Linked DNA regions of Mus musculus: all the other regions are linked to region 2. A link is a loop called in an ENCODE intact Hi-C map of the cell type or tissue named here. Cell type or tissue: left cerebral cortex. All regions are shown on one strand. Links, peaks and the distances in the headings refer to the core of each region. The heading gives the core; the rest is flanking DNA. Region 1 overlaps Gm46648 (a long non-coding RNA gene). Region 2 overlaps Smarca2 (SWI/SNF related, matrix associated, actin dependent regulator of chromatin, subfamily a, member 2). Region 3 has its middle 38 kb from the start of Gm35554.

Region 1 (10,134 bases), core at 1,224-9,223, 100 kb before region 2:
TACGCAGTCAGCAAATATTTGCTCCCATTATGTAAGCTATCTTTACTACAGTGAAGATTTTCTATTCAGCACCGATGGCTTTTATTTTCTTGTAACTCTAGTTGTCTATTTTGATTTCATTGTCTGTTTAAGTCCTTGTCCAAAGAATTCTCTCCCATCCCAGTGTCCAAAATAAGTCTTTTCATATTTTCTTTTAGTGTTTTTATAGTTTCAGGACTTACATGTAAATCTTGCTACATTTTGAGTTCTTTTGAACATCATTGTAACTGGTAAGACATAGGAATCTACCATCACTTTTTTTTTCTTACTTTTTGAAGATTTTTTTTTCCAGAGCCTCCTTGATGTCTGTTAGTTCTATTTACTCCATGGTAACCTTTAACTGTTGTTTCCCTGTTGATATTCTCTCTGGATAATCTGTATCTGCTGCTTCAAATGAAATGCCATAGTCTTCAGCTATCATTCAGGAGTACCCAGTCTAGTAATACCTACTTTATGTACTTGAGTACCCCATCATTTCGTACATATGTATTTAGAATTCAGCTCCTGCTGAACTGATACCTTTGTTATTGTATACGGTATTTTATTTCTTTTTATCCCTTTGCCTTTATAGTGCATTTTATCTTAAGTTAACATGGCTGTTCCTCATTCTTTTTAAGTTATGTCTGCAAGGAAGGTCTTGCTTCATCAGTCCCTTGTCAGGCTATGCGTGTCCTAAGAGGTAAACTGAGTTTTTTTTTTTTTTATGAGTTTCTAACTGTAATTGTTAGTTTATTCATTATGAGGATATGATTTTAACCACAATGAAAAGTAAGGGAGAAAGAATATTCATGGATTCTGATTTCTAACAACATATTGAATACATCAGCTGCTTTTCCCATTCTATTGACCAAATATCTGACAGAAAATAAATTCATGGAGATGGGCTTGTTTAGGTTTACAATTTAAGGTATGCCAACCCAGTATGACATGGAAGGAAGGCTTGTAGGAGTATCTTGTGGCTATCAGGATAGGAGCATGAAACTTAATCATGTCTCCAAGGACCTGAAAGCATCTAGATAAGAATACTAGCAGTTAGCTGTTTGTCTCTGTTTTTACTTTGTAAACTGAGTTTTTTGTAAGCAACTTATGGTTGGATCTTTTTTACCCACTCAGTAACTGTATTTTAATTGGCAAATTTCGTTCTTTTACATTCAAAGTAATTATAATAGTAAATGTCTTATGCCCCTCCCTCTTTCCCCTCCTTCCCCTCCCTCCCATTTTCTTTCTCTCCTTCCCTGTCTCTCCCCTCCTCTATCCTTTCCTCCTCCTCCTGCCTCTCATAATGTTCCTTGGCAGTTAAGTGAATTACTTTAGTAGTATATTTTGATTCCCTGCTCATAGACTTTTATTTGCATACTATATGCTTGCTTTGTGGTTTTCATGAGAGAGACTCACATAAACAACACCTTTTGAGAACTTGTTTGGAGGACCTGGCAAGAGTTGCAGACTGATACTTTACCCTTTACCAAAAGCCTGTCCTCTATAGAGGAAGTTTATCTTTTTCAACGGAAGGTACACAGCCTTGGAAGGGAGAAATGAAACATCCCCATCTAGCCATCCAGATCATCTGAATCAATCCTGGCAATCAGTAAAGGAACAGATGTCACAGCCAGATCTCTGTCATAGCTAAAAAAAAATCTTTTGAATGTAGCAACAAAAAATTTTGAAAGTACAGAAACTTAAAATTATTAGAATAGGAATGGAAACAAACAGGGCCAATAAAGTGATTAAGTGGGGAAAGCCCACATACTGCCAAGCCTGATGACCCAAGTTCTACCCTACCTACATGGTAGTAGAAAAAAACCTGACTCCTACAAATTGTCCTCCGACTTTCACATGGCATGGCAAACTGCCTACCCCAAAATAATAATGCAGAATAAATGATTCCAACCTTAACTTGTTTCTATTTGGTTACAACAAAGTATGAAGAACAGTTGGAACCACCCTGAGGTTGTTGCCCTGAGGAACCTTATATGACTTGTAGACTTTTGGAAGTGGTCTATTGGAAGAATATATATGAGTTTGAAACATCAGTACTGAGAAAGCCCTACATCTTAGGGTTTTATTACTGTGAAGAGGCAACATGACCAAGGTAACTCTTATAAAGGAAAACTTTTAATTGGGCCTGGCTTATAGCTTCAGAGGTTTAGTCCATTATCATTATGGTGGGAAGCAAGACAGATGATGGTGCTGGAGGAGCCAAGAGTTCAGCATCTTGGTCTAAAGGTACCCATACTACACTGGGTGGAGCGTAAGCGTAGGAGACTTTAAAGCCTACCTGTGCAGTGACACACTTCCTCCAACAAGGCCACAGCTACTCCAACAAAGACCACCTCTTCCATCATAGTGCCATCCCCTGTGGGCCAAGCATTCAAACACATGAGTCTATGGGGGCTAAACCTATTCAAACTACCACACCCTAGGATGCTATCAGGAGAGTTTAATAACTATTCTGGTGGAGTCCTAAAGAACAAAATACCACAGAAAGTGCCAAGCAATGAAGACTGCTGATGCCAGTTCAGAGAGCAATGAGGAGCCTATCAGGGCCATTAGTGGTATAACCAGGCCAATAACCTGACTATACCCATATCTTGAAAATTTTGAGAGCCTAAATTCAAAGTAACGATGATGTTTCAAGGCAGCATAACATTAAGGTTGCCATTAGGTTGTTGTTTACTATGTTAAGCCAGCTTTATACTAAGAGTTTAGAATTCAGAGAAGAGCAGAAAAACATGAAAAATGTCCAGTTGGTCAAAAGAGTCATAATGTGTTTTAAAGGGCAGGCAAATCGACTGTGATTGCCATAAGGATCATTAAACACTAGGAAAATAGGGAGAGTGCCTTGAGAGGACACGTCTACTCAATGAAGGCTCCAGGCAGGAACACTATGATATTATTTGAAAATCTTTCATTTCAGAAAGGAACATGTATGTTTAAAAGATGAAAGAGCCTGCACAGAGAGTGGTTCACGCTGGATCCTCTGCTCCAATAGAACCAACTTGGAAAATGTTTCCTTACATTCAAGCCCACAGGCATTCAGAGAGGCCACTGCAGCTATGATGAGAGAAGACCATGCTACCTGTCCAGCTGGCTCCAGAAAGTGTCCATGGGGCTCTGGTTTTGCTGGCAAGCAGAATGTAACAACAGCGGGGTCCTCAAGACTTGCAGTAAGGTTCCAGAGGAAAGCAGGTAAGGCCAGACAGTGCATAGCAAGACCAAATTCCCTGCAAGTACTTCTGAAGAGGCCAGGGAGAGGGACATTGAGGGCAAAACCTAAGCCACAGTAGAGATGTGGGGCATTGGTCTTACCAGGAATGCAGAAAGCCAGCAGACAGACGTGCAGGGCGGTAGAATCAAGGCTAACAGAGCCTGTTGGAGTACACATGATGCTAACACATGCTCTGGGGCGTACCAACCATGGAGCTGCAGGAGAGAGTTCTCCCCTGTAGCTGAGCTCCTTTGGAGTTTGATTTTAAGATGTCATAGGCCTGAGTTAAATTTGTCAGTGACTTTCATCTTTTTTTTTCCAATCCTGAAACCCATTTCAAGGTTTCCATAATGTTCTGTTATCATCTCTCTGAATAAAGTTTTAACCCCATTGGAATTATGAAGTCCTTCATGCATCTCAGTGGCCCAAACATTGTTGTTCTGTTTATATATGCTGTCTCAAAGCTCCCATAAGCTTTCTCATCCTCCTTGCTTTGTTTGTTGTTCTGTGCTGTGCATTTTCCAATAGCCTGTCTTCAAACCCGGGAATGCTCGCTTCTCTTTGATCTCTGCTGCCATTGATGCCCTTCTGTTGCATTTTTAATTTCACCACATGCTACTTTTCAGTTCAAGACCATGTTTGATTTCTTATTAATTGTTTCCATCTCTTTGTGAGATGTCTGTTTTGGGGCACCTCCATCCACAACTCACTGAGTTTCCTTAGAACAGCTGCTTTAAATTCTGTTAGTACTCTTGTGCGGAAGGCTGCCTGGTCAGCTGCCGACTCGACAAAGTCATGTCTTCTGAAAGCTCTGGATGTTGTCAGTGTGAGACATCACCTGGGCACCGAAGGAGCCCTATTTATTCCTGCGTCATGGCTTAAGTATGAAATGTTCCACACAGACTTGTGTGTTGAAGAATTATCCTCAGCTGACAATATTATTATGAATTTTAATGATACTATTAGAATAATTGCTATTAGAAGAGACAATAGAAGCTTTAGGGGAGAGAGCCCAGATGGAAGAAAGAGCCACAGGGGAGTTCTTTGAAGGTTAGATCTGCCTCCTGCACTTTTCTTTCTCATGCTTCCTGGCTGCTATGGGCAGCTCTTTTCTACCATGCTCTCATTCTACGTGGCTGCAATCTCTGAAGCTGTGAGCTAAAAATAAGTCTTTAACTCTTTAAATTATTTGTAAATTCTATGTAGTAACCCAAAACCCCAATGCATCCCAGTCTTCCTAAACTGGCTTTCTGTGTTGTTGGAGGCAGAGTCTAACTATGTTGCTAAGGCTGGACTGGAACTCAGGCTGACCTTGAACACATAATCCTCCTGCCTCATCCTTCCAAGTGCTGGGATTACAGGCACATACCATCAAAGCCACTCTGAGCAGTCTCTTCTCTTTCTTGGTGCCTATAGTCATTTCCACTTGATCAGCACTAGGTGGTGCCCAGGTCCAAATTTGCCAGGTCTGTGTTGTCACTCCCTCTGTACTAAAGTGCATCCACACCCAGGATTGTCCCTAATAATCTGTTAGTAAATTGTTTGAGAAGCAGGGGAAATGTCTAAGAAGGGTAACATATCCCCACAAACCTCTCCTCATATAGGATAATCCCAGGTAGCTCATCTATGATCACTGACCTGTGGGCAGACAATCCAGGGTTTTGTCTAGCTCTGGCTAGAGTTGCCATAAAGAGACCATCTTTATCTTCTATGTCACACCTTCGCTCATGAAGATCCTAAGCTCTCTCATACCCTGAGCCCACAGCCCACAAAGATGAGCATAACACTAACAATAGTTAGGATCAAGGTCCTCACATCTATGAGCTATTTGTGGCTTAGGTGAATCTAGGGTTCAAAGACACTGCAACCAGTCATTTTGATGCTAGCTGGAAGTGTGAGGTGTGATGGCCAGTTGCCACACATCTTCCCCTGCCATTAGAATTATTCCAGAGGTGGAATAACTCTTGAATAACTTGGGAATAACTTTCCTAGGTCCAGTTCTAAATCCCAGGATGAAGACAGTCTTATGACTACTTTCCCACCGATATCCCTGAACCCGGTCTCCCACCACACCACAGTGTCTGAAGTGGGGGTAATAATAGTAAAGGTAGAATCTAGGCCACCTGGGTTAATGTTAATCTTGGCCACACTTGCATTTCTCAGCTGCAAAACTTGTGACATTTCAGGAGGGCACCAAGTCTTACAATGCAGTTATCAGTGATACAGGCTCAAAGATGAGTCTCACTGGGGCAAAGGTGAGAGTACTGGCCTTACAGTACAGCTAGAGTTGAGGGAATGTCTGCCTCTGGACCACCAAAGCCAGTGGGAAACTAGGTCATAGCTGAGCCTCTCAGCCTGCAGAATCTGGGGAAGAGGGTAAATGTTCTCCAAGGCCCTTCCAGTAGAAAAATCTAGGTTAGACCCACATACATACATGTCTCCACCTGATGCCAGAGATAGTCTAGAAGCTCTGTCTGCAAATGGGGGCTTTTAGCACCTACTGTGTGCTTGGTCTCACTATAGTCAGTATGACATTGGACTTTGAGACAAAACCCCATGCTGGATCATGCTCCCTGGTGGTTTAAGTCTTGGCATCTTGTGGTTGAGGGAAAGGTGGAGGCAGCTGTGTGTGTTTGTGCCTGACCTAATGCACTTGCAGTAGCTCAGTCTGTAGGTTAGCTATAGGGTAAGGCTTTGGTATACACTACTTCTCACTATACTGGGTCTCAAGTCTAGGCCCTGGACTGAATTCTCACATCGGTCATAAGTAAGTTTGATTTCCCTACCCACCCCCACCCCAACATGGCCCTGGACTGGGTAGCTTGAAGTTAGGATAGAGGTATAGCATTTTTCTTTCTACCCTCTTCAGCTCCTTTTTCATTTTGTTATACGGAAGGCAGGCACCAAGGGCTCACTTGATTTCCTCAGTTCTGAGGCTGGTATTTTGCTGTATGAAGAGTGGTACAAGTTGGTATTTTTACAGAGAAATTATCACCAGAGTGAGTTGAGCAACAGCCCACTCTGCCTCTGGAATCCCCATTTCTTAAGGGTCCCCAGGAAATTCCACCATGCAACCAGGTTTGATCAGAATAGGTGGCTGGCAGTGTTTCTTAAACCTGGTCTTATTTTTGCTTTTACCAACATTTCTCATGGTCTCTTTAAATACGGTGTTTTTTGGTGTTTGTTTGTTTGTTTGTTTGTTTGTTGTTTTTCCTGAATAGCCTCACACCACATGGAATTTTAATACTGTGTAGTGTACTGGCTAGTTTTGTGTGTCAACTTGACACAGGCTGGAGTTATCACAGATAAAGGAGCCTCCCTTGAGGAAATGCATCCATGAGATCCAGCTGTAAGGCATTTTCTCAATTAGTGATCAAGTGGGAAGGGCTCATTGTGGGTGGTGCAACCCCTGGGCTGGTAGTCCTGGGTTCTATAAGAAAGCAGGTTGAGCAAGCCAGGGGAAGCAAACCAGTAACATCCCTCCGTGGCCTCTGTGTCAGCTCCTGCTTTCTGACCTGCTTGAGTTCCAGTCCTGACTTCCTTTGGTGATGAACAGCAATGTGGAAAGTGTAAGCTGAATAAATTCTTTCCTCCCCAACTTGCTTCTTGGTCATGATGTTTGTGCAGGCATAGAAAGCCTGACTAAGATATATAGTTAGCTCTTGAGATCTGTGGTTCCACATGTCTATTTGTGACATGTCTAATTGGAAATATTTTTAAATGTATTTGCATCATGTGTATGTGTATGTATATGTGCTCTTTTTGTCATTATCCCCTAAACAAGACACTATAAGAACCATTTTATTTACAATGGTTTATATATTATAAACAATAGAGATGATTTAAAATATATGGGAGAATATGTATAAGTTCATTGTAACTAGTATGCCACTTCATGTGAGGGACTTGGGTATCTTCATATTTTGGTGTAGTATTCGAGGGTCCTGCAGCCTATTTTCTACACATACCAAGGGAGCACTGTATATGTATTTAAGACCAGTGTTTCAGTGTATAGATCTATGATGTGTGTGTGTGTTTGTGTGTGTATAAGTTTTTGTTACTATTAACCCTCCTTCAACCAATTTGTACCTGCATGGGGGGACAATGCTGGCTATAGTAAGGTTATATAACTGCAAGAATAAGAAACAGATTCTTGAGAATTATTCACTGTGGAGTTAATCTTGGTTTCCAATTTGATTGAGAAACAGGTAGGAGGTTTGTGTACATCTGCTATATAAAGCTGTTGCCAGAGAAAGATGAGGAGGGAGAAAAGGAGAAACCAGTCATCGTCTTTCTGTTTCCTGACCTCCATGGGGTGAGGTGCTCTGCTCTACCTTGAGCCAAAAGTCAATCTGTCTCCCTATACGTTCTTTTTTCAGTTATCTTCCCATTGTAATGAGAAGTTTAGCATAGAAATTTGGTAGCAGTGAAGTGGGGCCATTGCTATGACTACCTGGCAGTACAGATGTGGGAGGAATCTAGAAGTTTGAAAATATTGGCTAGAAAAAGCTAAGAATAGTTCAGGATGTGCTTAATGCATGATTCTATTGAGAGCTCAACCAGTATGCTGGGAGCAATATCCGAACTAATAGTTGTGCTTGTGTGGTTCTGAATGGGGTCAAGGACATACCTGAGGATTAATCTACAGGTTATTTGTGTCATACTGTCACAAAGAGTTTGTCTACATTATTCTATGCCCTGAGACTTTTCAAGTTGAGTTTAAAGAAGAAGGATAATTGATATGATGAAAAAAATTCAGGGCCATCTGGTGTTCGGGCTATGGCACAGTGGTTGCTAGATACCTTTAGACACAAGTTTCCAAAGAAAATTATGACCAAAGAGTAGGATAGAAAGGTTAAATTTTCTTTTTCACTTCACCTTTAAAAGGAGGGAGCTTAAAGCCAGACCCATGAAATCTTAACTGCTAAAGAAGTCAGGGACATTAAAAAAAAAGTTTACATTAGGACAATAGGAAAGATGTCCTGATGAAATCTTGTAACCTTTTCATAGTAGGCTTAAGGGTATAAAGATTTTTAACTCATTTGGAAGACCTTGAATTAAGAAGAGACCTCGGAGTCAAACTAATAGTAGTCCAAGGTTTCCGTAGGTATATGTCTTTCTGAGATTAGCCACACTCAGAAGCCAGTATAGCCATGGATCTAAAGGAGACCTAGCTACTGTTCAACCTGGTTGTGGACCTTCTTGTTATCTATGCATTGTAGGCATGTAGAATGCAATAATTATAGGGTTATTATAAAAGCATCTACCCAAGTATTAAAGGAGGACACAGGAGACCTGACAATATATAGCAGGGTCAGAATCCCTATAGACAACTTCTGAGAAGATTATACAAGAAACATGAGGGAGAAACCTAAGCTGTGGTGTAGACCCCAGGGTGTCCATCTGCCAAGGAAGGCTGGTTGATATGCATGAAGCAAGTAGAGCCCACCCAAGTGAGAGACCATGTAGCTGAAAATGACAAAACACAAGTTATTTGGAGCTTGCTTTCCACCACCATGTATCCAGGATGTCAAGCATGAACCAACAGGACCAAACATTTGGCCTGCTGCCTTTCAGTCTTTGACATGTATCTTCTTTTCTCTTTGAGATGGGAATGCCATTGTATAAGAATTTAATTTTCTTTTTTACTCTTACAAGGACTTGTGGATAAGAATTGACCTTGAGTCTTAGAGGAGACTTTAAACTTGAACTTTTGAACAGGGTTGGAGCTCTCCAAACTATGGAGTCTTTTGGAGATAAATATAATGCACCTTGCATTAGGAAATGACCAGGAGCCTTTGAGGACTAAGGGAAGAAGGTTAAGATTGAAGAGATATGTTTGTCGTCAGCTCCTAAAGAAATGGACTTGTGCTAGAAAACCCTGCCAACAGGGTTAGATTAAGAAACAGGGTTAGCTCTGGTCCTGGATCTCTCAGAGACTAGTCTGCGCAGGTGAGAGTGCGGACTACAGAAGCTAAACAGCTTCTGGGACAGGCAGAAGCCACACAGCTTCTGGGGCAGGCCCCATTTCGGGCTCCAGATATCCGGGCACCTTCCCTGCCAGGGGAGAGGTGTCTGCCCTGCCCTGGAGGGCTTTGCTGGAGCACCTGGGGGAGCCATCTTGGTTCCCAGATCCATCAGAGACTAGTCTGCACAGGTGAGAGTGTGGAGTACAGAAGCTAACAGCTTCTGGGACAGGCCCTGTTTCTGGCCTTCATCTTTGGTCAGGAGGCAGGTCCGAACACTAGATATCTGTGCACCTTCCCTGCAAGAGGAGAGCTTGCCTGCAGAGAGTATTCTGACCACTGAAACTCAGGAGAGAGCTAGACTCCCAGGTCTGCTGACAAAGGCTAACAGAATCACAGGAAGAAGAAGCTCCAACCAGAGACAACTATAACAACTAACTCCAGAGATTACCAGATGGCAAAAGGCAAACGTAAGAATCTTACTAGCAGAAAACAAGAACACTCACCATCATCAGAACCCAGCACTCCCACCTCAGCCAGTCCTGGATACCCCAACACACCTGAAAAGCTAGACTCAGATTTAAAAGCATATCTCATGATGATGGTAGAGGACATAAAGAAGGACTTTAATAACTCACTTAAAGAAATACAGGAGAACACTGCTAAAGAGTTACAAGTCCTTAAAGAAAAACAGGAAAACACATCCAAACAGGTGATGGAATTGAACAAAACCGTACAAGACCTAAAAAGGGAAGTAGAAACAATAATAAAAAAAAACCAAAGTGAGACAACGCTGGAGATAGAAACCCTAGGAAAGAAATCTAGGAACCATAGATGTGAGCATCAGCAATAGAATACAAGACATGGAAGAGAGAATCTCAGGTGCAGAAGATTCCATAGAGAACATGGGCACAACAATCA
Region 2 (10,134 bases), core at 1,317-9,316:
TGGCTGGAGCCAAGTGTGGAGATTTATAAGAGGTTGATAGTAACCTGGAATGCAAAATGCCGCCCCAATGGCCTTTTTATAGGATTCTCCCTTGGCTCTTTCTGGAACATTCACAAAAGTCGGTGAGGTTCTAGGTCATGCCGTTCTCTTTCTTGCACTCTTCTGTACTTTGCTTCTTGTTTTGTTTTTAATGATGGGGTCTTGCTCAAGTCTCTTACAGGAAATGGCATAGTATTTATGCATAACCTAGGCATACCCTCTCAGAGCCCAAAATCATCTCTAGATCATCTCCTTACTTATATTCCCTAATGTGATACAAATGCCATGCCAATGATGGTTATGCCACATTACTTAGGGAATAATGACACATATATATTTTAGTATATGTTCAATACAGACTTCTTTTCTTTAAAAAAAATAACATTTTGATGTGTGATTGCTTGATTCTGAGGATGTGAAATCTGTGACTATCATGGCCATCTGTAACATGACACTAAAGTACTGACTAATTTTTAAAGTGAATGCAAACGGATTTGATCTTGGTAATCTGGGGGACACCTTGATGTTCTTGATGAACACAATATATCTATTTAAAAGCTGGTCTACTCTAACAGGCAGTAGTGAGCCAAGGATTGTAAATGGGGCTAGGTGGGCCGTTTCTTGACAATCCCAGTTCTGGGTCTGTGCAAAACTGATAAAAGTCTCAACTCCCTGTAAGGAGCGGCCCATGTGGCAGTAGCTGCTACCTTCACTATTCTCTCATGCTGGCACCTTACCTATCATGGCCCATCACAACACGAGACTGGTTTCACCTTTGTGAATGCCATGCATCTCATAACCAGGATGTTCCTGACGTCTACCCAAAGGATCAGTTACAAAGCCCACAGTCACAACAGAGCACCCTTGTCAACTCGACATGGTCAAGATGAGGAACAAAGAAACATGTCTGGGTCCTAAGTCCCCAAGGGCTGAGTGTCATAGAACTGGATGTGGCCCAGGACAAGACTGAATCACCCCTCTGTGGTCACCAAAGGCAGTGCTGAAGAATCACAGGGCAGGATGGAGGGGCTCTGTCTACTCCTAGTCCCACTTTATGACCCCAGTGTGTAGACAGGGAAACTGAGTTAGCAGGCGGAGAAGAGATTTCCAGCTGTCTGACCCACATTCTCTTATTATGCCGTCAGGAGCAGCGGCAGAGTAGAGGAAGTCTCCACAAGGCTCAATTAAAAATAATAATAATAATAAAAGTTGTTGTGAAAAGATCCTACAAGGTTCAAGTGCAAGATAATCTTTAAAAAAAAAATCCAAAACCAGTATGACATGTTAAGAATGTGATTTTCTGTGATAGGGCTCTGAGCACAGTGAGTGAACTTCAATATTATATTTGAGCAGGAGTGTGCGGACAAGAATCAAGCAAGCTTTGCCTAGAGCAAAATGTCATGGTCTGGACCACAGATTTCCTTCATCCTGACAATTCTTCCCTTAATGAGGAGGGGGGAGGAAGCCATATATACACCGAGCATCATGGTGTCACACTCAAAATCTGCACGTTCATTCATGACACTTGAACAGAATGAAAAGAGGGACATCTGGTTCGTTCAGTCCCTTGCGTCTTCCATTTTAAGGCAGTTGAGGTTTAATCCAGCCCTTGCTGGGAAGGACATGGAAGCTGAACCTGGCAGGGTTTCTGAGACAGAGCTGGGTGGAAGCAATAGTTGAACTTTCTATGCATTTTATTTATTTATTATTATTATTATTATTTTTGAGACAGGGTTTTTGTAGCCCTGGCTGTCCTGGAACTCACTTTGTAGACCAGGCTGGCCTCGAACTCAGAAATCCACCTGCCTCTGCCTCCCGAGTGCTGGGATTACAGGTGTGCGCCACCACCGCCTGGCACCAGTCCTCATCCACACTTCCTGGAAGGATACTGGAGCCTTCACATCTGCGAAAAGTGCAGGGGCACTTGCGTGTCAAAGGATTCTTTCGGGGAGCAAATCTTTACAAGGGCATGGATCGCTGGGACATTCCTGGAGAGATGCCGGCAATGCCCATCCTGATGTGCATGAGCACAAAGAAAGCACAGCATTCCACCGGCTTTGTGGAAAGGATGAGGGGCTGCGGTCAAAGCTCCTCTCCTAGGTCTCCCTGCTGCCTGTAACCACATCCACTGATTCACGCGCTTGCTGAGTCTTCGCTAGGATGGTGGTGCTACTCCAGTCCCTGAGATACACTAGTAGAGACCCTGGCTGTCCCCGGAGCTCAGGACTGATGGGGGAGGACAATAAGGTATCCTTTTGGCAGTGGCAGGGCCATTGAACACAGTGTACCTCAAGTGACAGTAACAAGCACCATTCAACAAGGGTGACCAGGAAGGGTCTCTAGGGAGCTCCTCTGGACAAGGAGAAGTAGAGATCTGGGACAGGGGATGTGAAGAACCAGAGGATAGTCCTATGGGCCAGTCAAGAACAAGGGAGCAGAAGGCCACGGCCTTACAGATCAGGTACAAGTGTTTGGGGGTTCCACTTCCCAATAGTGGAGTGTTTGTGTGTTTGTGTGTGTGTGTGGGGGGAGGGATTGTAGGCAGCGTGATCAGAGTATACATTCCTTCTGAAAGGTTCCTTCTGTATCCTCTGGGCAATTAGAACAGAGAGAGAGAGTCACCCTCTACAGTGTCAGGAATCTGAACATGTCATATGCTCCAGTCCTCATTACTCTGCACTCGAGCTCCTGTTTGTCAGTGAATGTGGAGGCTGTGTTTCTCCTTCCCTCAAGGCCAAACGGGGCTGACAGGTAACACACACGCCCAGCTGTTGCTGTCTGTTGGGAAGGATGGAGTCTCCTGACAGCAGCAGGAAGACAAACGAGGCCCGTAGAGGCAGCAGCCTTTTTCCCTCCCCTACCAGTCCAAAGGCAGCCACACATATATCACCCCCAGAGGGCTGACGCCAACATGGTGGCATTATGCAGAATGCATGTTGCTGAACACCTGCTCCTTTCCCGAACAGCTAGAGACCTTACAGCGTGTTGGAGTATGTCACTGTGTGTCCTCATCTCTGCTAATTCTCACTTCTTGTGTGCTTGGAGACCCACTCTTTACCAGCCCTTGCAAGTGGCTAACTGTGCAATATCATCGCTAAGAGCGCCTCTCGAGTCTGCCTCTTAATTGCATTAATAAATGTGGCCAGCTGTGACTGTGCAGAGTAACAGCACTCTTCCCGTACCCAAATGTGTCTACAAAAACGTCATCAGTCGTCCGTACAGGATCACTGAGTCGAATCTGCTTTCTTACAGTTCCTGTTCCTGTACTCAGAGGATGGGATCATTAAAAACCACAGTCAACTGTAAAGCAAGCACACCTTTCTGTGACTTTGGAGGTTTCCTCTGGACAGTGGATATGAAAGGTTCCTCAAATCAAAGCTGAAAATGACCCACATCTTAGTTTGGACTGCAATGCAAAGTACCAGGGTTAGGGATGGGGCAGCCGAGGGGAGACAGTGGCGGGGTCTGGGTGAGGACACCTCACTAATGTGATGGCATGCCAACTTGACAACTCTAAGGGATGCTCACATGGCTGAGAATACACTATTCAAAAATGTTTGTGTATTTCTGAAATAAGATAACCTTTTTAATCAGTAAAGCCAGCAACGTGACTTTTGGTCCAATCCCCTGGGGGCCAGGGAAGAAAAAGAGGCAGGAAGCAAGAGGGATTCTCCTTTTCTGGCCATTTAATTTGTGGATGCTGGCTACTGGGTACCAGACTCCTGATTCTTAGGCCTCTGGGGTCCAAGACTTTTGTCAACATGTTCCCACCCTGATGCTTGGGGTGTCAGGTTTGGACTAAAGCCACATCCCTGGCTTCCCTGTGTCCTGGCCGACAGCCAGCACCTCCCAGGAGTCTCAGGTCCCAGAATGACAAGCCCGTGCCTATAATCAGCGGCTTTCCCAGTCCTGGCCCTGCTTGCCTTTGGAGACCCCAAGCAAGGGCTCACAAACAGTACATGTGTATTTTGCATGGTTCTGTGGGCTAGAAGTCCCAGAACTGGCTGGAATACAGGCAGGTTCTGGTTCTTCTGCCCTTTTCTGCCAACACTGCTTGCCCTCCTCACACTGGAGAAAAGCCTTTCAAAGACCACATGGGTAGCAGCAGGCCTGGGCTCGCACTCCATGGCTGCCAGCCCTTACATTCTTTCTGTAAGCACGGGCTAAAGTGAAAACTGAAGTCAAGATCATCATTGGCTGAGTGAGGGTAAGCTGGCAAGCTGCTCAGTGAGAACTAGCCAGAGCTAGTTAACTGTTGGGTGAACTTCGGTTGGCTTGAGTGGAAGATGCCCGTGGCCAGAAGCTGTGACATTGTCAGTAAGTAGGCATGCCCTCCTGGTTAAGCTCCCCACCCTAAGCTTTCTCCCCGTTAACCCAAACCTTCTCTTCAGGACACACAACAGAACTATTTTCTTCTCCTACTTCCCATTTGGGATTTCTCAGAAACTGTTGAGTCTTTTTTTTTCTTAAAAGTCTATTCTCCCATTTTAGGATCCTGGTTCTTGTGTGAGATACATTCAAACACAGACTCCCTCCTTGTGGAACATTTTATAAAATAAAATTAAATTAAATTACAAAACAAAACAAAGAAAGCTCCTAGAAGTTCAAAGGCTACCAGGTCATGAGGCGGAGTTGACCCCCTGCTGACCCCAAGGCTTGGGCTCTCTGCCACTAAGCCTTAGCTTGCAGAGAAAGTGGCCTTATGTAGTGGCTTTCTCATTCCACCCAGAGAAAATGGAGTCACCGTGCCCTGATTGATTCTCCCCAAACAGTGCATGCCCCAACCCTTACCAACAATAAAGACTATTTATTGGGTTGTTTGTTTTTTTTTGTTTTGTTTTGTTTTGTTTTGTTTTGTGAGACAGAGTCTTTCTATATTGCCTTGACTGGCTTGGAACCTGCTAGATAGACCAGGCTGGCACCGAACTTGGCCATCTGCCTGACTCTAACATTCATCTTCTGTCAACTTGCCTTATTGCTTTTTAAAAAAAATATATATATATCTAAATAAATACACAGGATTAAACACCAAATCTTGATTTGGAAAAAAAAAAAAAAAAGACATCTCCAAACTTTTTTTCTTTCCCCATAGAAACAAATTAATTCCCCCCTCCCCCCAACTTCTTCTCAAGAGAATATGAACGTGCTGCTTCTTTGTATGTGTAAGGCCAGGGCAATTCTCCACAGTTCTTTTTGATGACTGAGTTTGATTTGAGAGCTAAATCCTGATTTCTTTCTTTCTTTCTTTCTTGTTTTTTTTTTTTTCGAGACAGGGTTTCTCTATGTAGCCCTGGCTGTCCTGGAACTCACTTTGTAGACCAGGCTGGCCTCGAACTCAGAAATCCGCCTGCCTCTGCCTCCCGAGTGCTGGGATTAAAGGCGTGCACCACTATGCCCAGCTTAAATCCTGATTTCTAACAATAAAATTCAAGACCAGAAATTCTAGCCATTAAGAGGTTTTTTTTTTTGTTGTTTTGTTTTTTTGTTTTTTTTTTTGTTTTTTTGTTTGTTTGTTTGTTTGTTTAAAAAAAAAGAAAGAAAGAAGAGAAAAGAAGAAAGAAGAAAAGCAATCATTTGCCCCAAGTCTGTCCGGCCTCTCAACCTTTACTGTTTATTTCTGCCAGCCCTCTGAGGACTATTCCTTCTGTTAAATTTACCCTGCTGAATTCTAACAAAAGGGGAACATACTGGGGTTAAATGGCTGTTATAGATATCTGGCCAGTGCATATAAAATAAAAGCTGTTGGAAGTTATTAAAATTCCTTTACTTCTGTCAAATATTCCCTCCCCCCAACCCCCCCACCCCCGCCCAGTAATTCACAGCTCTTAACGCCATTAATTAGTTCAGTCCTTCCACCCAAAGATGGAATGTGGTGAAACCTACATCTATTTTCTAGGGCCTTAGCTCTCCCTTGTGTATAAAAACGGAAATGCAGCTTGCTAGAAAATTCTGCCCCGGTAAATCAGATGACCTCATTTTAAAACCCAAATGCCATTAAAAAAAGTAAAAGGTCAATTGTTTTAAGTCTTGTAGTCTTTAAACAAAATTAAGGAGATTATTTAAGGTAACAAACAGAACATAAAATATAAAAATATAAAAAGTTCTAGGCATGTTATGCTGTAGATGAAGTCGCCAAGAAATCCTACCAGAATGAAATAAATTATTTTTAGAGAAAATTACATTTCCCAGAATCACAGATGTTCTCAGCCAAAACAGAGCTAAGAGATCCCAGCCTGTCTCTGATCTGGGGTGGATCAGACTTCGTCCAACCCAAACAGAGATGTTACCATGTTTCAAACCCTCCCAAAGGGTCTACAGCCTACCTCTTCATACACGTGAGATATTATTGTTTCTAATGTATTTCAGCAGAATTCCAAATATGCTATTTGAAACTCCAACCTCTTGGGTTTTTCTTGGGTATATGTATGTGTGTGTGTGTGTGTGTGTGTGTGTGTGTGTGTTTCTGGTACTTTATGAACACAATCTTCAGGGAGCTGTCTGCCTTCTATACTCTAGAGTTTGGCACCTTGGCTGCCTGCACTGAGTGGCCAAGTACAGAGATCCATCCTGTCTGGATGTGCATGCTGGCATGACAACACCTTCAAAATGCCAAAGTAAATTCCACGGTTTACGGTTTACCAATCATCCCGCCCCGCTGTTATCAATCTGAAGTGTTTTGCACTTCCTTTCATTTAGATCAGGCTTTGTGAAAAGAAAACTCCCAATGTCCTCCTCATGGAAAGCAGATGTGATCATGGGGACCCCAAAGATCCTCTAGAAATGCATACTCACATCTGGTAGCAGATTTATGGGGAGAAAGGAAAAAATATGGATGTTCTGTCTTTGCTCCTGAGAGGCTCATTTTTGAAATCTTATGGCCTCTGACAATACCTGTCTTATCGACTCGCCTCATCTCCATCACATCATAAAGATATTGGGGTCCAACTAGACAGGGCATCATTCCAAAAAAGAAAAAGAAAAAGAAAGAGAAAGAGAAAAAGAAAAAAGAAAAAAAAAAGAAAAAGCATTTTCCTTCAACGCCAGGAGCCTCTGTAGTCACCTTTAATCACACAGTGTTCAAAGAGCACACAGCGGACATGTGAGGTCCTATGGAAGCTCATGATAGTAAACAAGTTAAGTGGGACTTTTCAAAACCACGTTTTCAAGACATCAGATCCGCCACGTGACAAAGGCCTGCTCTCCAAAATCCGTTGTCTCCGCCCAGCTGTAATTACACATTAGACAGAGCACACAATCTACATCGTGTTCTAATTATCTCCAAGTGCTGGGGGGCAAAATCACTCCACTCTGCAATTAAACAAATTCCAGGTTATCGCTAAGCATTTTAAGGAAGAGAAGCATTCTGAAGTTGGCAGAGAGACCAAAGGAGCAGAGCAGAGCCCTCCAGAAAATCACCAGTCAGCTTAGCCTCTAGCTTTGCAGTAACCCCAGTTTGTCAAAGTCCCAGTCCTCAAGAACAACACCAGCATTGCGATGCTAGAAACATCTCAGGTAGAACACACATGACTGAAATCAAATGAAAAGCTCTGGCCCTACCCATGCTCTCTCATCACAACTCTGCCAATACTAGTAGACGGAATGCCTGCTCTCAAACACAAGCTACAGTATGCTTTTTAAAGGAAGTTAGCAAGACACCAATTATATCAGGAGCACAAACTGATGCATACAAGTTTAATGTTTAGCATGACACTGTTAACACCTTGGGTATAACCCCGCAGAAGCTACCAACTACTCACTGTAGAAGAATATTTTTAAGTCATGTTAACACGCTTTTCTGCACCTTCTAGATTGACTATCCCCGGTGCAAAAACAAGAACCGTTGTCTTAATAAAAAATGAGGATAAGGGAAGTTCACAGAGACAAAGAATGCCTTTGCTTTCTAAACCGGTATGAGTAGTATGAGCCCATCAGCAGACAGAATGTTAGCCAGGCTTCTTCAGGAGGCAGAAGCTGTTAGCCATTAGAGGAGGTGGGCATTTTCGAGAACTGTGAAACAGCCGAGTATGAGCCTCTGGTTTTTTAAAAGACATGCCTTCAAAGGGGGCATTATTTTCTTCTTCTTCTCTTCTTCTTCTTCTTCTTCTTCTTCTTCTTCTTCTTCTTCTTCTTCTTCTTCCTCTTCCTCTTCCTCTTCCTCCTCCTCCTCCTCCTCCTCTTCTTCTTCTCTTCTTCTTCTTCTTCTTCCTCTTCCTCTTCCTCCTCCTCTTCCTCCTCCTCCTCCTCCTCTTCTTCTTCTCTTCTTCTTCTTCTTCTTCTTCTTCTTCTTCTTCTTCCTCTTCCTCTTCCTCCTCCTCTTCTTCCTCCTCCTCCTCCTCTTCTTCTTCTCCTTCTTCTTCTTCTTCTTCTTCTTCTTCTTCTTCTTCTTCTTCTTCTTCTTCTCCTCCTCCTCCTCCTCCTCCTCCTCCTCCTCCTCCTCCTCCTTCTTCTCCCTCCTCCTCCTCCTCTTCCTTCTTCTTCTTCTTCTTTTTTTTTTTTTTTTTACTTCAGCTAAGACTGATATTGCCTGAATGTGAAATGTCATCTATGTGGGGACATGTCTTTGAACCCTTGGTTCCAAGCTGGTAGGGAATCTGGAAACGTTGAGACATAGAGACTTGAGGGCTGATGCAGCCTCCCAGAGCCTAGAGTTCCAAAGGCTATCCCTCCGTTCTGCTGAAGTTCTCTGCTTCCCGTTTGCCAAGTGATGTGACCAGCTGCAAGCTGGGGAAATTACAGCTGAGTTCATTCCAGCAGGCATCTTCTCCGCGGTGATAGCCTAAGGAGCTCCTGAACCACGAGCCTAAATAACCCTCTCTCCTCCCTCAAGTTGCTCCTGTTGGCTATTTAATTACAATATCAACAACAAAAAAAAGTTACTAATATAGATTCCTTGAGAATCTTAAAAGGAGACAGCTCTAATCATTGAATCGCTTATTTTGCGTGATCTGGGGGAAACTATGCTCACAGTAACACCGAGTCCTTCATTGGTAGGCGTCTTATTTTAACCATATGGTAATGAGCTGAGCATGCTCCAGAAAGTGCTCATCACCCGTCTTTTATTTGAACATGGTAAATGACCTCAAACCTAGCATGCTTAGAAATACCTGGGTCTCTATCTATGGTGATGTCTACCTGTATGCAGAGGTTTCCCCAATAAAAGCCACAGCTTCCTCCTCGTTCAGAAGATACGACTTTGAAAACTGAACACCTGTGGTCTCCTCACTGGAGCGGTACTAAACCCGTCCACCTTTGTCTCTTGGTTAGTTTATACTCATCAAGAAGCAAACTGGTTGTGTGCCATCACAGAGTGTCTTCAGTTCCAAAGGCCCAGAGACAGCCAGGGAGATGGGGTGGAGGTGGGGCTACTGAGAGTGTCATTGGAGAACAAGCATGGAGCACTCTTCCCAGGAAATTGCTCTGTGAAAGGAAGGCCAGGTGAAGAGGTTCCTTCCACGTAAGGAAAACGAACAGAGAGGTCAGGCCAGAAGATAGGGCTTCCTGATGCATCATAATTCTTGCCCGTGTACTCCTAGGTTCTTAGCATGGAGTGTCTACTCCCTTGGAGTTTCCCAGATGACAGGGCCATCTTTACCATACTAACGAAGTGACTTCTGCTGGGTAAGCTTTGGCTAGAGTTGGTCACAGAAGACCAACAATGTACTGAGAGTTTTGGTTTCTTTAAAAACCCAGCGTAATATACAAATATGGTTTTGTTTTAATCCCAGGTATGGAATATGAGGCTGCTTCAGTTTGTCCACAGCCGCTAACTATGATCGTCTCCTGCTCCAGGAGGGGCGTGATTTTTCGCCAGCTGCAGATAGTTTAGTTCTGGGGTCTCTGGAGAGGAAATAAATGCCAGAGCCCTGAGAGGGGTAGGGGTGGAGGAGGTGCTCAGAAAAGAAGGCAGCTGCTGCCCTTGCTGCTCCTGTGGTCTGACAATAAGAAAAAGTTGGAGATATCCTGACGACGATGATTGGACTGGTCCCAAGAGACACGATGTCCCGAATCAGCAGGAAGTAGTCTAAAGAGGTCTACGCCCCTTCCCCCTCTAACCTCCTTTCTCTCCTTCCTGGTGTTGGGGGTTGGAAGAGATCA
Region 3 (10,134 bases), core at 1,331-9,330, 650 kb before region 2:
CTAAGCTCCCTGGGTGCTGCGGCTTCTCCCCCAGTGATCCCAGTCCACCTGATCCCAGCTTTCCTATGTTTGCCTTCTCCTCCCTTGCCATCCCTGTTATGTTTCTAGGACCTTTGCCTGGAGCAAAGCACTGTGTCTGGATGAATGCTTAAGATTTTTCACATGAGTGAGTGGTCCCACCCAGAAGATGCCTTGTGCTGTTTGTCTAGTCTGCGTTTTATGGGTAGCACAAAGTAGCTACTCTGCACTCCAGCCTGCAAACACGCTGTACTCCACACAGTGTCCTCCTGATGCCCTCTCTCCCAGAGCTGTCAAGGAATCATGCTTTAGAGTCTTTCATAAAAAGAAAAATGTCCCACTCACTTACCCCACAAGTCAGCACGTTTGTAAGCCCGTGGATAGATTGATAGAGCATCAGAGGTGTGGGAGTGAGTAATGTTAGCCCGTGTTCTGTTCTTAATTACATCCAGAGAAGACATGACTATCTCTTGATGCCTCGTGTGTTGAGTACTTGGGTGGGGGGTGATAACGGTCTGGTAAGGTCGTGAGAATCATCTGACTTTGCGCTCTTAATGACTACAATTAAGCATAATGAATAATTTCGATATTTTAAATCACTTCCAGATGCTTGAAAACAGACTCTCCTTTTAAGTAGAACTTGTCTTGCACTTAAGGCTCATGTTGCCAGCCCTATCCATGTATCTGCTAGTGGATACAGATGACGTGGTGTTGCTTCTTCTATAACAGGCAGTGGTGGATGGACTCTTAGAGACCAGCATCACAGAGCAGGAATGTGCTCTTTGGAAGCATTTGACCAGGTAGGAGTTTTGGTCTTGTTACTAGATCAATCAATCATTCTGCCATTTGCATTTCAGTATCTAAGCCAAGTCTACATATGGATCTGCTGGAAATAACAGCCTTCTGGAGACATATGGTCCATCTGGTACCTTGCCAGCAGTTGATTACCATCATCACTATCATCATCATCGTAGGTGAGAAAGAGGAGGCCATTTATGACCTGCCCCAATCATGACCTCATGTCCCCCAAATCACAGTTGATTCTTGAGGGGAAAAATGGTTAACAGACCAAAGTACTCTGCTTAAGTGAGAGCATCCAATCAGAATGTAGAGCATTTGAGTTCTCCAGCTTAGGTGAGCAAAACAGTGAAAGATGCTCTCTCCTCTGAATCCCAGGCTACTTGGACCCTGAACTGCAGACTGCTTGCATAAATATTGCCATACTCCATCACTTCCATTCTGCACACTTGAGAATTGCAAATCTTTCAGTTGCATCTTAGCAGTGATACATGAACATGGCCGATACTTGACAGGTAGCTCATTTCTTGGTGATACATAAGACGACAGAGTTGGGCTCAGGGGGTATAAAGCCCAGAATGCTGCCCTTCCTCGCCTTCTCTGCAGCAGTCTGGTTTGCTCAGTCCTCCTCCTTCTTGTCAGTTAGCATGGTGAGATGGCATGGCTTCTGAAACACTGGCACACAGAACCCACTGCTTTTGGAAGACAAAAACCAGGTGAAGTGAGAGGCAATAAAAAAATACTGTCTGGGAGCGCCAGCCTGGAGCAAGTGATTTGAAGCCTAGCCCTGCGGTTTGGTGGACTGTGGGAAGTTTGCACAACTTCAGCTTCAGTTTGCTCACTGATGGAATGAAAGTAGCACAACACCTCCTCCCCTCGTCTTTGTGAAGATTTGATGAGTTTGTGTATGTGAAGCGCTTAGAACTGGATCTAGCCCAGTTGGGTGGTTCATAGCCAGGCTTCCTACACAAAGGATCACTGGAATTTGGAAATTATTCTAAAGGCCCCGTGACAACTCTGAAACTTGTGACTTGAAAGTGAAATGAACTCTCTAGCCTTTGGAGGCAGAACATTTCTGCCTCCCCTTTCCTGCACACAGGAGTCACTGGAGCTAGGTATTCACTGCTTCAGCTATTGTCTGGGGTAAGAATATCTGCACTTCCCTCCAGTCCCTTCTGCCTGTGGGTTAGGAAGCCTGGAGGAACTCTGAACCCAAATAAAAATCCTTTTGAAATGCAAATGATCTTGATAGAAATAGCACCTTGAGCTGTTGCTTGTCACAACACCTTCTTGTGAAGTCTATCAACCCTATTATGTAGATGTCATAGTGCAAGACTTGTTAGAAAGGGAGGCTGTTTGCAGGGGGGGAAAATGGGGGTAAGATGAGGTCACCTAGGTGAAGGTACAGAAGAGAAGTGGGGCCTTCCAGTCTCTTGTCTTAGCCTCCAGAGGTCAAGTTTGAATCAGTCAAGAGACAAGGCAGGGATAACCCTTGGTCTTGGTTTTGTAGCAGAAATGCCATGGGTTTTTATTTTGGAGAGGGCTACCATAGGGGTCTACCTACTGGCCAGCAGGTGATCTTGATCCTATAAAGCAAAAACCACCTGCTTGAAGCCATCTGCTTACTTAAGTCCTCAGAAGATCTGATAGTGCAGTGTTGCCCTGATTCTGACCAAGAATGCGGGCAAGGGTTCATCCCCAGAGCACTCCACTCATCCCTGTGAAGGTAGAAGTTATGCCTGAAAGCCCTCAGGATGCTGTGTCAGGCTCGTAGAGGCTGTGTGTGTGTGCAAAGGTGCCTTGCAAAACATTAGGTAGTCACGTGTTGCTAGGCTTATTTTAGACCCATATTACAAGGTTGTAGGTTAGAGATTTAAAGGAAAGATGGAAAAAAAAAAACAGACAGAAACAAAATCTCTACTGTCTGGCAGAAGGATCCAGATTGGCCCCATTCAAGAGCTTGCTCGAGCAATGTCTGCCTGAATATTTGTCATCGGTCTTCCTAAGGGAGTCGTAGCTATTTGAAAAGTGGGTGATATAACCGGGCTGCCTTGTCTAGCCTCAGTAGAAAACATACCTACCCCTACTGCAAATTGATAGGCCAAGTGGTTTGATATCCATGGGAGGCCTCCATTTTTCTATGAAGAAAAGGAGGGCAGGAGGATGTGGGCGCGTGGTGGGAGGAGATAATGGAAGGAGAGGAAGGAGAGAAGCTGGGATCAGAATGTAAAGTATATAATTATATAGAAAACCAATGAAAAGAAAAGTGGGGATTAAGATGATGTGTAGAATTTGTTAAACGCATGAAACTCAAGAACGAAGACCAAAGTGTGGACACTGTGCCCCTTCTTAGAATTGGGAACAAAACACCCATGGAAAGAGTTACAGAGATAAAGTTTGGAGCTGTGAAGAAAGGATGGACCATCTAGAGACTGCCATATCCGGTGATCCATCCCATAATCAGCTTCCAAACACTGACACCATTGCATACACTAGTAAGATTGTGCTGATAGGACCCTGATATAGCTGTCTCTTGTGAGACTATGCCGGGGCCTAGCAAACACAGAAGTGGATGCTCACAGTCAGCTAATGGATGGATCACAGGGCCCCCAATGGAGGAGCTAGAGAAAGTATCCAAGGAGCTAAAGGGATCTGCAACCCTATAGGTGGAACAACATTATGAACTAACCAGTACCCCGGAGCTCTTGACTCTAGCTGCATATGTATCAAAAGATGGCCTAGTCGGCCATCACTGGAAAGAGAGGCTCATTGGACATGCAAACTTTATATGCCCCAGTACAGGGGAACGCCAGGGCCAAAAAGTGGGAGTGGGTGGGTAGGGGAGTGTGTGGGGGGGGAGTGTATTGGGGACTTTTGGGATAGCATTGGAAATGTAAATGAGGAAAATACCTAATAAAAAAAATAATTCTAAAAAAAAAAAAAAGATGGTGTGTAGAACTGTAAGCGTTAGCTATCCAATAGCATAGGAAACACCTAAGATGAGTTGGCCTGCAGAATTTACCCAGGTTGATCTAAATTTGTCATCTTCTTCTAGGACCTTCATTACGTTTGTGTGTGTGATTTCAATCAAGTGTGTCCTTTTAACTTACTATGTCTTCCTGCTTATTTTTTAATAAGTTACATGCAAATCATTGTATGTTTATATAAGGATGTATGCTTTTTCTCGCATTATAGTGCTGTGTTTTGTTGTTTGTATGTTTGATGCTTTAGGTGTAATTATGTTATTTTTCCACCTGTTGGTTCAACCAAACCCAGACAACATTTGGCCCCGGTAAAAGGTAGTAGCCAGGCAATAGCTGATTGCCAAATAGAGAAAGCAGGCTGCCCACTGCTATTGTGGTGTCCTCGGCACTGCAGGCATGGGTATTCTATGGATAGCCATTTTCTTGCATTCAGATCGTGTTTAAATTTGTTTTGAAGAAAACGTTTAAGGGTGACATTTCAGTTCCTGAGTGTCCTAGTTGCTGCTCTGTGGCTAACATGAAACACCATGACAAGGCAGCCTATAAGAGGAAGCGTTTAATTGGGGGCTTCATTGCCATTTCAGAAGGTTAGTCTATGATCGTCATAGCAGGAGGCATAGCAACAGGCAGGCATGGAGCTGGAACAGTAGCTGAGAGCTTACATATGATCCACAAGCACGCAACAGAAAGAGCGAGACTGGACCTGGTTGGGGTTTTGAAACTTCTAAGCCCAGCACTTCTAACAAGGCCACACCTCCCCCAGCAAGGCCACACCTCCTAATCCTTTCTCAACAGTCCTTCAGGTAGAAGCCAGACATTCAAAGACTGTGGGGACCGTTCTTATTCAGACCCCCACAACGATGAACATTAACGCTTCTTGCTCAGTTGAAATTTGTTCCTTGGTATATTATAATTGAGGAGCAAGACTCTTCTCATTAGAAAACTAAGTCATGGAACTTTGCCTGTATACAATTTAATGTATAGGTCTGTTTGAATCAAGAAAAACACATACCATGCAGGGAACATTTGTTTCAGCACTCAAGTGGGCAAAAAGCAAACTGATATTCTATGAAAATGAGGAGCAACTTAAAATATCTTTCTAGAGAAGCTGTTTAAGGCCAAGACTAGAAATACAATAAAAAAAAAAAGAAGACACCAAGTCCCAGCAAGTGGGGAGGAATAAGTTTGCAGCCCATATTTAAGTCAGTCAGCAATAAAAATGAAAGAAAAACAAGTGTGTGTGTGCCTACATACAGTTCCTTAGCCCTCCCTGGGGCTTTTTGAATGGTTGCTTTTATCTCTGTATACGTAGATTCAGCCAACCCAAGATCAAAAATAGTTTTGAGTCTGTAGCACATATCTCTGGCTAGCCTGTAACTTCTAATCCTCCTGCCTCCACTTCCCAAGTACTGAAATTACAGGCATGATCACAATACCCTGTTTACAGTTTCAGGGCACAGATCCAGGACTACTAGCCAGCTGATAACTGTTTTCCAAATAGGAAAAGCATGCTTTTTGAATGCATGCCTGGCAAACACTGCCAACTGAGCTACATCCCCAGCTTCAGAAAAAAATGTGTTTTAATGTTTTGGACAGGACCTGGAAGGTAGCTCAGTTGGTGAAATGCTTGCCACACAAGCATGAGGGCCTGAGTTCAGATCCCCCACCATCCATATAAAGAGCTGAGTGTGCCAACACACAAATCACAGTGCTAAGAGTGGGGTGTGGGATGAAGACAGAAGGATCCTGGGCTTGTGGGCCAACTAGTTTTATCAAGTTGATGAGTTCTTATGTAGCAAGAAGCCCTACGTCAGACAAGGTGGAACGATTGAGGATGCACCTGATAGTGATCTCTGGTCTCCACTCCTGTCATTTATATCTGCATAGGCATGTACACACATACATACACGCACAATGTGTGCTGAGCATGTATAGACCTTTTTGCTATTTAAATGGTATAAAGGTAATTATTTGCATAGCATTTACATTATCTATTATGTAAACTATGCAAATATTTGGTAGGTGACTTAAAATGTTCAGGTTTTGCTTCGGTGGGCATGTGGGCTTCATTACCTATGGCCATAGCTGTCTAGAGACGAATTGTATTTCATGTTTCATGGAGCTAATGCCACGCGCTGGCTTCCTTCTCGGCCTCTTGCCTTCTGTGTGTATGCCAGTGACTTAGCCAGTGGCGCAGTATGAGGTAAGGGCAGGCAGGATCTGTACAAGGCAGAGGCTTCACTGACGAGGCTGAGGGGAGGAATACCTACCCACCTTCCTGGGCTACAGTGGGAGAAATTTTCTGACTTTTCCGTATAAGGGGTAATACCTGCTGTAATTCTATCCTATCCTGTAAATCCTTTTAATAACCCTATTCTGGGGAAAAGGTGGGAGACAACTTGATAAAAGACTGGCTTAAGAGTCAAGGTGGTGTTGTGGTGCAATGTAAGATCTGGGAGTAGACAAGCGTTCTAGGTGCTCTTGCCCAACACTTAAGCATGCAACTTAGGCTGAGCTATCCAAACTGTCTGGGTCTTCACTCTGTCCACCATAAGAAGCAGACCTTGAGATATATCAGGTAGTTTTCAGACCATATCCTTGTAGCCATGGTTTCTGCGTGACACATCAGTAGCTGAATCATGGCAGAACAGATGGAACTCTAGAATCCCCACCAGGACTCAACCAAGTTGCCCCAATCATATCTGTCTAATATGTTCAGATGTGGAGTCAGACTTCCTCTGTAAGTGTGCTGTGGTCAGGAAACAGCAAGTCACAGCTTTGAGACTAAGAATGCATGCTTGAAGACGACATTCTTCAATTCATTCATTTGATGCTTTCAGTTACTCTCCATTCATGGACATATGTTGTGCTGGTTGGTTTTAGCCAACATGAAACAAAATTTCAAGGATATCTCAATTGAGGGATTGTCTCCATTAGACTGGCTTTTCAGCCTGTCTGTGAGACTTATTTTAATTGCTAACTGTCTTATTTGGCATTACCATTGGCCGTGATGAAAGCATGACCAAAGACAACTTGGGAGGGAAGGGTTTATTTGGTTCATACATCCCAAGTCATAGTTCATCTAAGGAAGGCAATGCAAGTCAAACTGGAGGTGGGCAAACAGCAGAGCCTGGAGGCAGAACTTAATACAGAAGCCATGAAGACTTGCTTACTGGCTTGTTCCTCGTGGCTTGCTCATCCTGTTTTCTTATAGCATCGAACACCACCAGCTGAGGGGTGGTACCACCTCTAGTGGGCTGAGCCATCCTGTGTCAGTTGATAAGTAAGAAAATGCCTTTTATTTTTCTCAGTTGAGGTCCCCTTCTCTCAGATGACTCTAGCTGGGTCAAGTTGACATAAACTAGTCAGCATCCTAATTCAAGAGGGCCAAGACCACTGTGAGCTGTGCCAGCCTTGGTCAGATGGGCCCGGGCTTTATAAGAAAAGTGGCAGAACAAGCCAGTAAGCAGTATTCCTCCATGGTCTCTGCTTGAGTTCCTGCTCTGACATTACTGACTGTAATGTACTTAAGCCAAATAAACCCTTTCCTCCTTCCTGCAGAGTTTTTGTTGCATAGCAACAAAAAGCAAACACCTGGACAACCTCTTTAAGCTCCACTTTGCTCCTCTATAAAATGAGAGTAACAATTCCCCATAGGACTGTGAAGAAACAAGATACCATGCATGACGAGCTTACAGTGGTCTGCATGCTTAGGTTGTGCACATAGGCTTGCTTTTCTTATTGGCATTGCTGGATAATACCACAAACAGTCCCTTGATTGCTTTTCCTTTTTTCATTTTGAATCTGTGTGTGTGTGTGTGTGTGTGTGTGTGTGTATCTATGCCTGTTTTTGCATGTATATATGTGTGCATGGGTACATATGTGTGGTGTGTGTGTAAACCTCTCTCTTTCTCTCTCTCACACACACACACACCACTACTGCATTTTTTTTTTCATTTTTAGAACCTTGATCTTGAACTGGGTAGTTCAGTATCCAACCATCAGTCATTTTCTACTTTCTTCACAGAAAACAAAACAAAACAAGATGTGCCTTGTTTTTGCTGTTCTTTGAAGGTTTTTATGTTTGCAGTGTGATGTGAGAAGCGGTGCTGTGCTCTGACACAGTCATGCTAAAGTAGAATGTGTGCTCTCTATTCTACTCCCTTAGACCAGCTTGTGATCGCTGGATCCCAACCGCTGCCCTGGTGAACCTGTGCACAAGGTTCTTATGTGGCCATGAAAATGGTGAGCAAAGGGAAGTCCAGGTCCCTGGCAGCTTCTTGGTTCTGCTGGACTTTCCTTGGGTGGCCTCCTTCTCAAATCCTTAGAGTAGTGCTTCTTGAATCTATGGAGGACTCACTAAAAAGAGTTCTGTATCCTGCCCAAACAGTTTCTCATTGCACAGATTTGGTTTGAAATCTAAGAACTGACATTTCTATGGTGCTAGTGAATGCTGAGACAATATACAATAAGAAGTAACTCCTCCCTCATGTAAGCCTGCTGTCCAAAACGCTCTGTCAGTAACAAAGACTCTCTTGTTATTGACATTTTATAGCTCATTTTTCTTGTTCTGATGAATAAAATAAGCACAGCAAAATGGCTAAACAGAAAGCTGCAAATTGAGTCGCTAACCTCCGCACTATTCATGCATGCAATGCGCATTGAGGACCACAGATGTGCAAAGATGACCAAGACAGACAGTTGGTGCTTAGCAGATACTAATGGGAGTGTGGGTCAGTTGGACTGACAGCCAGGGTGCTTGTTTCTCTTTCCATGACAAAAAAAATAAAATAAAATAAAATAAAATAAAATAAAATAAAATAAAATAAAAAATCCTGACTATAGCAACTTGAGGAAGGGAGATTTTACCATGGCTCAGTTCGATTGGTTACTCCACCATGGAAGGGAAGATGACGGGGTGCTGCTGAGCCGAAGCTCTCCTTTGCCCCTTGTGTTCCATCTAGGACTCCACCCAGTAGGATGGCGCTTGAGTCTTCTCAGTTAAACCGCCCTGGAAAACCATTCACAAACCTACCCAGAAGTGAGGGTCCCAGATGACGATTCCAAATCCAATTGAGCTTAAGTATCACAGCCAGTGCCAGAACCGAAAAGAAGGGAATGAAAGAAGCCAGTGGCTTTCCATCGTTCAGTCTAGAAATGGGGAGATCGCAGAGTCCTCTCCATGCACGAGGCGTCCGTCCCACCCGCATCTGGAACTCCTCTAAAGAGCTTAGCTTATTTATCAGGGATTCTTCTGTAATTGCCTGGGGTGGGGATCCGTATCTGGAATATTGAAATATGCTTGATGAATTTGCTGTGGCTTCAAGGTTGAAAACCATGGGTCTAGCCCTCCAGAGAGGCTGGGTAGCTGGACCCAAAGGCACTGGCTTAGAGAACCAGAGGCAGCTCTGCTGTGCTGGGCAGTGTTCTTTAAATGCGGGTCTTCTCACCAAGGCCAGGTGCAGGGTAGTCCTCCCTCCCGTGTGTTCAACAGGCAGTTCTGTGATCGTGTGTTCCCAGCTCACTAACAACCCGCTGCAGCTCATCAGTTTCCCTAACAAGATTTTCCTCGGTGACAGAGAAACAGATCATTTTAATTAGCATTAGATAATGAATTTAAATGGCATTGCAGTAATTCCAAAATCTCCCTTAACTGTCCTAAATAACATCATGCAGGCAGTGCTCCCGTGGGATTTATTGCTGAGAAATATCCATGGCAAGAACACAGTTCTTTAAAGGCTCCTTACGTGAAATTATTTTCTCCTGATACAGTCAGGTTAGAGCTACGCTGGAACGATTTACATGTCATCTGGTGGCCTTGCTTCTTGGCTATGTGAATATCTGTCTCTGAGTAGAGAGGGTTTGTTCTCTGTCTCCTGAGGGGCCCCCGACCCTTCAGAAAGTCCTTTCTACTACTCAGCTAAGAAGGTCCTTGTGTCTTCCACCTTCATTCTCACTTCTGCTGTCTGGGAATTCATTCTCAGCCTCTCCATGCTAAGGCAGTACTTCTGAGAGCCCCATATTGGACTTGAGCAGATAGTGCTTTAGAGTGAATACTACTGTATGAGGTCTGGGACTGGAAGAACCAGGAGAATATGTGCTATCCTTGTGACTGGAGGATCTCGAAAGCCATCCCTCAACATAACATGGCTGGGAAGTTGGTTGTGTATTTTTTGTTTGTTTGCTTGTTTGTTTTGTGTTGTTTTGTTTTGTTTTGTTTTTTGAGATATAGATTTGATAGTCTTGGCAATCCTGGGACTCACTATGGAAACCAGGCTGGCCTTGAAATTCACAGAGATCTGCCTGCCTCTGCCTCCAGATTGCTAGGATTAAA

What was found. A loop is a pair of places that touch in the nucleus more often than their neighbours do. Peaks named below come from ENCODE experiments on the same cell type or tissue, not always from the same donor. Only the 100,000 strongest peaks of a DNase experiment are listed, where the experiment ranks them.
Region 1: a loop joins it to region 2, with 4 times the contacts of the local background. A loop is called at or near these places in 8 of 42 quality-filtered maps.
Region 3: it touches region 2 in a loop (2.4-fold over the local background); 3 of 42 quality-filtered maps call a loop at or near these places.

The regions. Positions count from the first base shown.
Region 1 is chr19:26,829,323-26,839,456 of GRCm38, reverse strand. The region is part of intron 1 of Gm46648 (a long non-coding RNA gene); the gene reads right to left. Among named protein-coding and RNA genes, the nearest start is that of 4931403E22Rik, 10 kb to the right of the region's middle. In left cerebral cortex, for the core only: a CTCF peak has its summit at 4,688 (motif pointing right); a DNase peak (open chromatin) is centred at 4,701.
Region 2 is chr19:26,727,813-26,737,946 of GRCm38, reverse strand. All of the region lies in intron 27 of Smarca2 (SWI/SNF related, matrix associated, actin dependent regulator of chromatin, subfamily a, member 2), which reads right to left. Among named protein-coding and RNA genes, the nearest start is that of Gm46648, 91 kb to the left of the region's middle. In left cerebral cortex, for the core only: a CTCF peak has its summit at 5,963; DNase peaks (open chromatin) are centred at 5,947, 6,268 and 7,328; H3K27ac peaks cover 553 bases.
Region 3 is chr19:27,377,476-27,387,609 of GRCm38, reverse strand. No RefSeq gene overlaps it. Among named protein-coding and RNA genes, the nearest start is that of Gm35554, 38 kb to the right of the region's middle. In left cerebral cortex, for the core only: no CTCF peak of the experiment used is centred there; DNase peaks (open chromatin) are centred at 1,651, 4,551 and 5,106.